Regions from separate parts of the Homo sapiens genome. Here all the other regions are linked to region 1. Evidence: chromatin contacts called from ENCODE Hi-C or POLR2A ChIA-PET data. All regions are on one chromosome and are shown on one strand. Each heading gives the region's core, a stretch centred on a gene start or an enhancer-like site at or near the end of the contact. The rest is flanking DNA. Distances are from core to core; before and after follow the strand shown. Region 1 holds the start of MAFTRR (MAF transcriptional regulator RNA). Region 2 has its middle 12 kb from the start of MAF. Region 3 has its middle 140 kb from the start of LINC01228.

Evidence for each region. A loop is a pair of places that touch in the nucleus more often than their neighbours do. ChIA-PET counts read pairs that join two places held with the same protein, here RNA polymerase II (POLR2A). Pooled maps may share reads with other maps.
Region 2: a map of prostate gland shows a loop between it and region 1 (4-fold over the local background). The contact joins the enhancer-like site here to the promoter of MAFTRR in region 1. A Hi-C loop is called at or near these places in 32 of 168 maps with a recorded cell type or tissue (CD4-positive, alpha-beta T cell, CD4-positive, alpha-beta memory T cell, Caco-2 and 22 more), 3 of 37 single-sample maps with no recorded cell type and 40 of 50 pooled maps. POLR2A ChIA-PET finds 5 or more read pairs at or near these places in 8 of 52 experiments (CD4-positive, alpha-beta T cell, CD4-positive, alpha-beta memory T cell, HEK293T and 4 more).
Region 3: a loop to region 1 is called in a map of K562, with 3 times the contacts of the local background. The contact joins the enhancer-like site here to the promoter of MAFTRR in region 1. A Hi-C loop is called at or near these places in 3 of 168 maps with a recorded cell type or tissue (Caco-2, K562 and dorsolateral prefrontal cortex) and 2 of 50 pooled maps. POLR2A ChIA-PET finds 5 or more read pairs at or near these places in 1 of 52 experiments (HEK293T).

What each region holds. Positions count from the first base shown.
Region 1 is chr16:79,767,854-79,771,818 of GRCh38, forward strand. MAFTRR (MAF transcriptional regulator RNA) reads right to left here and starts at 2,679. Exons shown (of 6, transcript NR_104663.1): 1 at 2,594-2,679; 2 at 1,300-1,369. LINC01229 (long intergenic non-protein coding RNA 1229) reads left to right here and starts at 2,618. Exons shown (of 4, transcript NR_104660.1): 1 at 2,618-2,674. RefSeq lists an enhancer at 2,719-2,768 and silencers at 2,766-2,964, 2,889-2,938.
Region 2 is chr16:79,611,104-79,614,618 of GRCh38, forward strand. No RefSeq gene overlaps it. Among named protein-coding and RNA genes, the nearest start is that of MAF, 12 kb to the left of the region's middle. Within about 2 kb of position 1,273, at least 2 of the 41 ENCODE cell types and tissues checked have a DNase peak (open chromatin) inside an H3K27ac peak, as active enhancers do; they include mammary epithelial cell and prostate gland, where a contact is called at or near this core.
Region 3 is chr16:79,968,625-79,972,615 of GRCh38, forward strand. No RefSeq gene overlaps it. Among named protein-coding and RNA genes, the nearest start is that of LINC01228, 140 kb to the left of the region's middle. RefSeq lists an enhancer at 2,436-2,580, a cis regulatory region at 2,503-2,513 and a silencer at 3,560-3,766. Within about 2 kb of position 1,992, at least 5 of the 41 ENCODE cell types and tissues checked have a DNase peak (open chromatin) inside an H3K27ac peak, as active enhancers do.

The DNA of each region.
Region 1 (3,965 bases), core at 1,429-3,928:
TATGAGACCTCACAGGTCTGTTCCTCTATGAAGCCTGTCTTGATTGCTCTAATTGGGTTTAAGTCCCTTTAGCGTATGTTGTCACTGTGTCATGAACATACATCTTTGTAGTAGTGTTAAGCTGGGGTTTGTGAAAGTTTGGGTATTATTTCTCCCACTTGACTGTAAGCCCTGTCTGTGTTGGCTCCCTATATCCCAGCGTCTAGCAGAGAGGCAGAACACACTCCACAGGAATACTTGCAGAAGGGAGAAAGAATGCTTGTGAGGCTGTTGGCTGAAAAGAAAACTGAAAGCAGGAGAGACAAACCATTGTGTGGATAGGCGTCTCACTGCACCGGGCAAAGCCGGGCAAACAGAGGGAGTGGAGGGTTACAACAGGAGGGATTTAGGACAGTGTTCAGGAAGAAAGCTGCTTTGCAAACATCCTTTAAAATTCAGGGCTGCCTAAAGAGTTACAGTGCGATCCCAGGGAAAACAGCCAGCAATTATATCAGCCTCTGCAAACAGAATAATCTGCTTTGCTCCAATCCCGATTTTTATTTTCCATAGGTTTTAAAGAAAAGTTAGAAGATAAACTTTACGGCGAAAGATTATAGGCAGGGTTCTGGCTAGGCTTTTTAAGCTAGGGGGATTTAAGGAAAGGAGACAGTACTCTCTCTCTGAGACCAAGTGAGTCTCTGGGGATGGGTGGAGTCGAAAACCTCTCCCTTGCTGGGCGATACTGTCTTGTGTTGACGTTCAAAAATATCTCCTTTAAGTTATCAAAAGAACCATCTCTTAGGTGCTGTCTGTTAGGGTAGGAGGTGGGCATGCCTAGGTCTTCTCCTGCTGCGAAGGGAAGAAGGAAGCTAGCTGGGGCCTTTCTGCTGAGCCTTTTAGACAATAGCACAGTGAGTACAGACACGTTTCCCTTGACTGCCAGGCTCAGAGCAAGGGCGAGGGTGGCACACAGGCATCTGCTAAGCAGAAAAATGTCATGCCAGGGGCTTCTTCACCAGCCAACCCTGTTCCTAGCTGGCAGGCCACTTCCCAGGCAGTTTCCAAACAACAAAACAGAAGGGATTTCATTTCTCACTTCATTTTTTTTTTTTTGGCTTCTGTATTCCCAGTCCCTACATTCTGAATAAACAACCTTTTGTTGTAAATGGATAACTTGTAAGCCATAGGCACTCAGGGAGAGCAAAGAAGCTAGCTAAGGTGTGGGGAGGGGGAGGAAGAATCTGTGCTCCAAGACTGGGCCTGCCTACTGTGTTGTTATGTGTCTGGGCTACATGTGTCTCCATGTCTCCGCGTCCTCACCTGGAAAGAGGGATAATTCTGCATGCCATATTGACAACCACAATGGTGAAGATGAATTAGAAGGAGGCACCTTGAAAAAAAGAAAAAAGGAAACTGTATAAGAAAAAAAGCCCCACACAGTTTTAAATATGCTCAACTTGATAATTCTTCATAAAATTAGAATCACAGTGACTTCCAGTATGCAGCTGAGTTCACGTGAAGTCTGCAGTCACTTGTTAGAGAAATGCTTTTACGGAATTGCTTCACCAAGCAGAGAACTGGCTCTGCTGTCTCACAGATGTGGGAAGTGACCAGCTTTGATCAGAGTAGCCTTGATCCAGTCACTTTCCTCTCTGAGTTGTGGTTCCCACATTAGTTGAGGGGAAGCTGCCGAGGTGGATGTGTGTTGCAGGATGAAGATAAGATGTTCCCCAAACACACAGAACATGGGTCTTTTCTACTCATTCCAGGATTATTGAGGAAGATCCACCTAAGATGCAAGTGTTAAATACAGTGATGGGGCAGGATGGGCCAAGGGTGATAAACATGCTCATTCTGAGAATTGGTAGTTATGCATAGGACTGCATAAGGCTGGCATAGCCCTGGCGATGTAGGTTCTACTGAGACCTATCCCCAGATGGGGGCCATAACCACATGGGCAGTTGTACAGCCATGCAACCACACCAGTAAGTGGATAGAACCAAGAGCTCCAAAGTTACACAGACAGTTTCCAGTCCTGCTTCTGCCTCCCCTGCTCAGTGCCTCTGTTTACCCATGGGCACACCAAGCTCTAAATAGGATTAAGCATGGCAACTACTCAACACAGTATCTGGTAGAAACCCCTCAGAAACGATAGTATTATTAACAATATTATTACTAACCCTAAGTACCTGGGGCTGCATATATCTCAGCTCTCTTTTCCTCCTGGGCAATTTCCATTTTCTAAACCGAGGTCCTGCTTTTTCAGCAAGGAAACTGTGCTAAATGCTCCCGCATCAGCGTGTGTGTGTGTGTCTCTCTCTAGGGGCTGGGGGCTCAAGTGTTGAAGTTGGTTCAGCGTGTGTGTGTGTTTGTGCACGTGTATGGGTGTGTGTAAGGGCTGGGGGCTCAAGCATTGGCGGTAGCTCAGCGTGTGTGCGTGTGTGCGTGTGTTCAAGGGCTGGGGGCTCAATTGTGAGAGGTGGCCCAGGGGCCGGTTAGAGACTGGGAAGGACGACAGAGGCAAGACACGCAGCGAGTGCTCTCGCGAGAGTTCACCGAGTTGATAAAATTATTAAAACACAAAATACACATTTGCGTGAGGGGGAAAAAATACCCGCTTGTCCGTCCTGTCCCTTCAGGCTGCGCAACGCTGGAGGGCGATGGGAGCTCCACACAGGTGGGACGAGCCTAGCAGGTAAACCTTCCACCGGCCCGAGCTCCGCGACGCCGCGCCCCCAGCCCCGCCCCGCCTTAAAAAAAAAAAAAAAAAAGAAGAAGAGAAAGAGCCGCCGGGAGAAGCGCGGACGCCGCCGCTTCCCGGGCTCCAGCCGCGGCCCAGAAGAGGAGGAGCCCAGACGCCCTTCGCGCGCCATTGGTCCATCCGCCTAGCAACAGCCGCGGCCGGACCAATGGGAGCCGCGAAGCGGCCGGCCCCGCTCCAGAAACTTGGCTGCGGAGAAGTTCGCTGTCCCAGCCAGGAAAACAAACCAAGAGACCCTTCACACCCCAGCCCTAAGTTTTCTTTCTTACCCTGCCTACCCTCCCCCTTTCCCTTTGCAACTTGTCACCATTCCCAGCTCATGCATGCTTTAGTCGCCAAATTCTGACGCGGACGGAGGGCCTTTTCAGAAGGTCATCTCTTCCCACCCAAAGGAGAAGTCTCATTAGAGGCAAAAGAACGGACAGGTTGAAAACGATTTGTCAGGTTTCCGAATCTCTCTTGGTCTTCAATTACAATAGCCTCACTTTTAATATATAGTGTGTTTTTGTTTGAACTGATCTGCAAGATCTGTGCCCAAAATGAAGGGCAATTTGGAACATTTATTATGTACCGGGCTTTGACCTCGAATTTTGTTTGCTTTCTATGCCTTATTGCATTTAATCCTCTAATTAATTGTAATTCGGAGAGTGGGTTGCCCTGTCTCCATTTAATAGATGGGAAATTGAAGTTCAAAATGGTGAGTGGAAGTGTCAGAGAAATTCTGTTAGTACATGGTTACACAGGATTCAAACCCAAGCCAGTCTGATTCCCAAGACACTCTGGTTTCATGATGCCAGGAACCTCTGCAAGCACTTTTCAGAAATGGCCATAAAGAAATTCTCTGACCTACCTTGTGGGTTGTAGGTCCTGCCCCATACTGGAGAGGAAGACGTGCTACATAGAGAAGCTAAGAAAAATTTGAACAGACAGGCCGTGCTGGGTTTTCTGCCTCAGTCTCTTGCTATTAGATCAGACTCTTCTTTGTCTAACCCTATTTCTACCTGGCTATCCATGCTTCATCAAACTTAAGCCCGGGTAAAAACAGATACCCGGGGTATCTATTTTTATCTGGGACTTGCGGTCTTCATTTTGAGGGCTCCCATGTCACATAAAACTATGATTGAATAGCTTTGTTATGGCTTTTCTCCTGTTAATTTCTTGTCAATTCATTCAGCAGACTTAGATTAGAGCCTTCAGAGGGAAAGTTTGAACTTTCCTAAAGAAA
Region 2 (3,515 bases), core at 23-2,522, 160 kb before region 1:
ACCTGAAGCTCAGAGCAGAGTGTCGGGCATCCATTAGTAAAAGTTTGATGCTAATACTAAGCCCCCAGCTCCAGAAGCCCTCCTGCGCTCCTACCTTTCATTCCTGTATCCTCACAGTTGTAGTTCGACCTCTCTTTGGGAGCCTCACAATGTATCCAACAGGTAGAGTATCACCTTGCTGATTGTGTGATCTTAGAAGAGTTCTCGACGTGCTTTTTGAGTCTCATTATCTTCATCTGTATAATGGAATGTCAATTCAGCCTCTTTGGGTTGCAAGTGAACAAAATTTGACCTGAATTTGTTTAAGCAAAAAGGATTCTCATTGGCTTGCATGGCCCAAAATCTAGGGACAGGACTAGTTGGGATCAGGGGTCATATAGTGTCATTGGAACTGGCTTCCTTCCATCTGTGTGGACTCCAGACCAGGGCTCTGCATAAGAGTGTGATAATTGTAGTAGTTCCAGCCTTTAATCCTCCTATGCTGAGTTCATGGGAGTCAGTTGGAGGCCCCAGTAGGGCGCTCAAAGTCGCGGTTTGGGTTGCATGGGTCTAGTTCATTTGACTGCTTATAGGCTCATCCCCGAGCCCACCCCTGTGGCAAAGAGATGAAATATCTAATTGGCTGAGACTTGGACTCAGATATGGTATGGGACAGGGGCCTGGAGAATTCTCTGAGCCTGTCTGAGTGTGATGGAAATGCCATCACCCAGGGCGACACTGAGGAACCCAGCATTAAATGGCAGCATTACTAACAGCCAACTCAGACATGATATTCACCTGGGCCTTGCCCTTAGTTTTAACTTATCAGATTGTCACAGCAACCCTATCAGATATGTGCTGCTGTTATTTACATTTGATGGAGGATGTTACTAAGGTACCCCCTTAGTTTCCCCTTAGGCACTGCCTTAGAGGGCTTTTCCAGGGCCACATAGCAGGTGTAGTACAAGATGTAAATCCAGGCATGGCTGCAAAGTTTGCACACACAACTCCTTTCCTTTATTATGTATTGTAGGAGGGAGCCAGTCAAGAAATGAAAGGTAACAAAACAGATAAGTAACATATAATATATTACGATGTAATGTAATATGATATAGTATAGTATCATATAATATAGTATATTACTATATAATATAGTAACATATATCATATCATATCATATGGTATCATGGCAAACACTGGTAAATGGTCCATCTTTGTATCTATCCCTAAAACATCTGTTGTGAGTGTGTCTTAGGGAGCTGTTGAGTGAGTGTTGACCAGCTGACCAAGTGACTCATTTTATGGGCACAGTGTGAATCCTTAGATCCAAGAAGATTGCTTCTGTCATCGCAACATCATTATTATAACATTCTTGTTTGTTTTGGTTTCACAAGAATAGCAAATCATTAAAGGAGGAAGTTAAAGGAAAAATCAGGTGAACTGTAATTTCTAGAAGTCTCGTTCTCTGGTTTCCAATGGTGGTGGGTGTTTAAAGATGTTAGCCTGAACCTGTGTCCTTAAGCCTATCTTACTGGACAGACATTATTTGAAAGGACTGTTTCCAAAACCTTTCCACTGGTAGAAAAGATCTGAGCAAATCTGTTTTACAGACAGGTGGAATAGGAATGAGATGGCAAATGCAGATGATACAGAGCTTTTGGACTTATTACCAGTCCCCGACACCTCCACCCCTTAACCTTTTTAGAAAATGCCCTTAATTCTTTGGGAATTTCTATAACTAACCGTAAACTGGTATTTGCTACACACATATGCAGCAGTGTGTTTGCAGGTTGTTTGTGAGTGTTAAAGCACACAGGGCAAGCTGAGAAGTAAAGGTTTTGTGTTGCATTTGATGATCAAACATATGCCCTCTTCGGCCTTCTCAGGGCACTGGCATTAAGGCTAGTAAATAATCTTGGGTTTCCTTGTGTCTCTCCAGCGTCCCATCTTGTAGCCCAGTATTACGTGAGGCACTTAATCAAAGCATAAAAGCAATTATAAAACGCCCCTGAAATTACATTCATATCTGTAATCAGAATTGCTAATATCTCCCCTCCCTCCACCATCCTGGTGTCATCTGATTTTCATTCCTTTGAGGTGACTAAGAGTCTAGTCATTAATGTAACACCCACCAACTTTATTGGAAGTTACCGTCAGAAAGATCTGTTTCCAAAAACTCTGTGAGCTGAATGCAATTACAGTGCTGGTTCTTCTTGGCCATTGCACAAGTCTGCACATACTCTTTGTACTAGAGTCTCTTTCTAAACTTAAGCACCAATGAGGTTGCTGTCTATTTTCTATGTCATGGGGAGGAAAGATTTGGTTTAAAGTTATTTGAGGTCTGGCACAGTGGCTCACGCCTGTAATCCCAGCACTTTGGGAGGCCGAGGCGGGTGGATCACAAGGTCAGGAGATCGAGACCATCCTGGTTAACACAGTGAAACCCCATCTCTACTAAAAATACAAAAAAATTAACCGGGCGTGGTGGCAGGTGCCTGTATTCTCAGCTACTTGGGAGGCTGAGGCAGGAGAATGGCGTGAACCCAGGAGGCAGAGGTTGCAGTGAGCCGAGATCATGCCACTGCACTCCATCCAGCCTGGGCGACAGAGTGAGACTCCATCTCAAAAAAAAAAAAAAGTTATTTGAAAGAGAAATGAAACTTCTAGAAGCTATCACTCTATTGCCTACATTTTTACCTTTCCAATAACATTGGGATGATTTGGTAGTAATGTAATAGTGATGATGATTATGGTCATGGTAATAGTAAAACTACCAGCTTACAGGAAATGCAGGCGATAGAGAAATGATGCAGACCCTATTATGAAGCCATAATTCAAATGGATAATTTGGGAACTTCTCTAAGACGAATGTTCTGCTTTCTTCAACAAACAAATGACCTGTAAAAGGGAGGAGGCAGAAGGGGGTTCTGTTACAGATGAAAACAGGCCTTATTTTAGGTCTAAAAGGAGTGGCCTGAGCCCAAGGAGGTAGCAGCAGAATGGTGGGAGAGCTGGCTTGCTGGGGCAGGGTGAGGGACGCTGTCCACACTGCACTTTTCACCTGCCTCAAGGGTCATACTATCAACCCAGCCATGGTGCCTGCGGGTCTGGGCTTCCTCCAGCCTGGTGCATCCTTTCCTCCTCCCCACCTTTTCAGCCTAGCTAACTCACACTGATAGCTGAGACTTCTCTCCTTCCTTGAGAGGCCCTTCTTTGACTACTACTTTCTTATCTAAGTGGGATGATGTATCTCCACTCTGCTCTCAGGGCCCACTGGCATGGCATTGGTGATTGTACATTGTAATTATATATGTATTTTAATTTTTTAAATTTTGGGGTAATTGTAGATTCACGTGCAGTTGTAAGGAATAATACAGACGGCTCCTGTGTACCCTTCACCCATTCTCTCCCAGCATTGACATTTTGCAAAATGACTGCAATAGCACAACCAGGAAATTGACATTGTTATAATGTACCCAACTTACACAGATTTCACCAGTTTTACATGCACTTGTGTGTGTGTGATTTCATTCTGT
Region 3 (3,991 bases), core at 742-3,241, 200 kb after region 1:
TTTGAAAGAAACCATGGATAATACATAAATAAGTAGGCATGGCTAGTATTCAATAAGACTTTATTTACAAAAACAGATTTGGGAAAAAAAAGAGAGAAAAAGGAAACCAGATTTGGCTGTTGGCTGCTGCCCAGAGTTTGCCAACTCATTGGAATAAAGAAGTTCTTGAGCTGAAATATGCCTTAAAATCCCTTCAGGTGCACTTTCCACAGAACAGATATCTGTACTTCTAAAGGCATGAACATATGCATTTTTTCAAGTTCAACAAATATGTCCAATGGTCACTGCAGGATACCTATCTATTTATCCATCTGTCTATCTGTATTAGTCTGCTCCCACACTGCTAATAAAAACATACCCAAGACTGGGTAATTTAAAAAGGAAAGAGGTTTAATGGACTTGCAGACATGGCTGGGGAGGCCTCACAATCATGGTGGGAGGCAAAGGAGAAGCAAAGGCACATCTTACACAGTGGCAGGCAAGAGAAGTATAGAGTGAAGGAGGGGAAAAGCCCCTTATAAAACTATCAGATCTCATGAAAACTCACTCACTGTCATGAGAACAGCATAGAGGTAACTGACCCCGTGATTCAGTTACCTCCCACTAGGTCCCTCCCGTGACATGTGGGGATTATGGGAACTACAGTTCAAGATGAGATTTGGGAGGGGACACAGCCAAACCCTACCTCCATCTATCTGTCTATCTATCTGGACTAAAATAAGAACTTTAAAATATTTTCTTCCCTCCCATAGTAAATTGGGCTACCTTGAGAAGAAGCATCCATCCAATTCTTGGAATACTCAAGCAGGAAGCTAGTAAATCTCTGACAAAAATGATGCTCAGGAATTCCTATTTACACTCATTGAACGAAATAACACCATTATTTCCAAAATATTCCAGGGCTCAATGGTGTTCTTGAATTCGATCTTGGTATCAAATACAACTGAATTCAATTCCAGCTTTACCACTTGTAAGTGCTTAATCCTGAGAAAGCTTCTTAACCTCTCCAAGACTTGATTTGCTTACCTTTAAAATGGGAGACTAATATTTGTCTGGCATAATGCCAGTTTGGATACATAATACATAGATAAAGAAGCTACCCCAAGGCCTGTTCCCATAATAAGTTCTCAATAAATTGTGTGCATTTTCAGTATTGATATTATTAATGGTGGCCAGGCACAGTGACTCACGCCTGTAATCCCAGCACTTTGGGGGGCCGACGCAGGTGGATCACCTGAGGTCAGGAGTTCGACACCAGACTGATCAACATGGTGAAACCCTGTCTCTACTAAAAATACAAAAATTAGCCAGGTGTGGTGGCATGCACCTGTAATCTCAGCTACTCAGGAGGCTAAGGCTAGAGAATCACTTGAACCCAGGAGGCAGAGGTTGCAGTGAGCTGAGATCGTGCCACTGCACTCCAGCCTGGGTGACAGAGCAAGAATCTGTCTCAAAAAAAAAAAAGATTATTAATGTTAACATTTACTTGTTCCTCATTTCACTGCTTTGACCCTATCTCAGAAATTCCAAGTTGTACCCTGGAATGTTTACACACACAGCCATCAGTGTTAGATTTACATTTTCTCATCTCATCCTCTCGTGGTGCTTTGACAGGGCTGAGATCTATGTTAAATATCATCATTCATTTGTTGGTTTCCATTCTCTTTAACCTCATGTGTGTGTTGCCTCACTCAGTCATTCAAACGACCCTTAGCAATTCAGCTCATGAAATGTTTGCACGGGGCATTGAAATAGCTCTTACAAAAGGTTCTAGGTAGAGTTTCTGCCACAGAAACTTTCTCAGGCCATAAACAGCCTTTTAAAAAAAATATTTGGGTAAATGTTCACATTTTGAGCTCTTTTGGTGCTGAAGTTGTGGGCCCCACCTTTTGTGGAATTCTTTCAACTATCAAGACCATGTGAATCTCTGGGCTAAGAGGTCACCGTTTCTGATTCTGGGACGTGCAGTCCCTGCACATTCTTAGTCCAGGCCGGCAGCCCAGAAACTACCCTACAAAACATTTCGCAACACTGGCCTGAGTACAAGAAGTTATCAGTGTGAGCTTCCTACACATCCACATGGGGCTTCTCAGTATTTCACCTTTGGAGGAAACACAGGCCCAAATCGTTAGTTTCCAGAGCCACAGATGGTACAGATAAATCCCCAATCAATATGTGCAGTGATAAGTTCTTATCAGTGGGAATGGATCCTGGGAAGTGTTCACCAGTTGATATTATCACGCTAAGTAAGCCACTAATAACCCTGCTTCCTATGTCGTTCCTGCATTCTATAAACTCAATCCCATGCCTTAATGCCCACAATGGGTCTGGGTACTTTAAATTTCACATTTACCAGTGTTAAAATATAGCAGCAGGTAACTATTTCTGAATTTTGGACTCTCATTTTCTGGCCCCATTGATGGCCTCATATTCTGACTCCCATATTATGAGACAACGTTTTTACTTGGAAAGTAGATATCTCGAAGCTCATTATAAGAGATGTGCTGAGTCATTCAACGGTTTGCTGACTCATCAGAACAGCTTGGGAGCCACCATGTCCATGAGCCAGCTCTAAGCAAATTACATCCTCCAAGTTAATTAGAGCTGATGTTCATATTCCCCTCTTAGAAAGAAATCTTAAGGTCCATTTAATATAAGGAGAGTCCACTAGCAAAGCTTGAGTTTTCAAAGAAGTAATGATATGTCCTAAAGTCTCATATAATAGATTGAATACCTGTCTTCTCACAGATATGCCACCTTTCCCATGGTGTAGCCAATTCTCTCCAGGGCCTTGGCTTATTTAGTTCATTTCTTCTAGAATTTTAGAAGATTCTATCTATACCTACATATGTGACTAAATATATATAAAGCCTTATGGTACAATTGACTATTGGACAGTGGTTGCCAATCAGTAAAATGAACCCAGATTCCTATTGCAAAAAAACTGAGAGATAACAGTGTGTGCTGTTTTCAGCTCACAAGTGTTGGGGCAATTTTTTACGCAGTAACAATAACTAATACAATTAACTGATGGAAGCTTCACCAAAGAAATACTGGTGAATATGTGCCATGAAAGATGTGTGCATGTGAGAGCATGTGTGTCCATATCTTAAGAATACAGCAGCAGGTGGAAACTTCAGGATTTTGTCAAATTGTTTATGTGGAGGCTTATCAGCAGAAGGGGAGATGCTCTGCCTCATACATATTAGAAAATAACAGAAACAAGACAGTTGAGCTTCTGTTCAAATTTCAGACATGGAGGAATTTCCCTAGACTCAAAACCTTATGGAATTTGGAAGAGGTTCTGAGTTTCCTCATTGTATTCCTCATGCCTGACACAAAGCAGGCACAATAAATACTTACTGAACAAATGAATGAATGGACAAATGAATAAAGAGAATCCAGAACTGATCTGGTGTGAATAAATATGTTAATATCAGGTGAAAATTTTTAGGACGTGCAATTTCCCAGTTGTTTGGAGACATTCACTTTACCTCCCGGGTTGGTGAAGAGTTTGGAGCATGCCAAGGTCATGAGCATGATGGATAATGTTGCAGCCCAAATCATAAGTCACGATGTCTCAACCTAACTGTCTGTTAAGAGTCACTGACTCAGCATTTTACATTAGGAGTAACTGTTGTGAACAGGAACTAGGAGAGGATAAAAAGAGTTCACAGCTGAGCAGGTCACTTGACAGTAAGCTAGCCTGGTGCCAGGCCTTTCCTGCTGATGTGGAGCTCTGCCGTCCACAAAAGGACCCTGGATGGGAATGTGTCATTGCTGCATGACCCACATGCTTCTGGAATCTCCAGCAGGCTCCATCTCCCCAATGGCTCTGGATGTGCAGAGTGAAAACCACCAGTCACTCTGCTCTGAAACTGAAATTTCAGGGCCCCAAAGCATCAGGATGGCCTGTTAGAAATGCAGATTCACAGGCCCCACCCCAGACCTTCCCCATCAGAGAACAGGAGGGAGCAGGCAAGCAGCAATG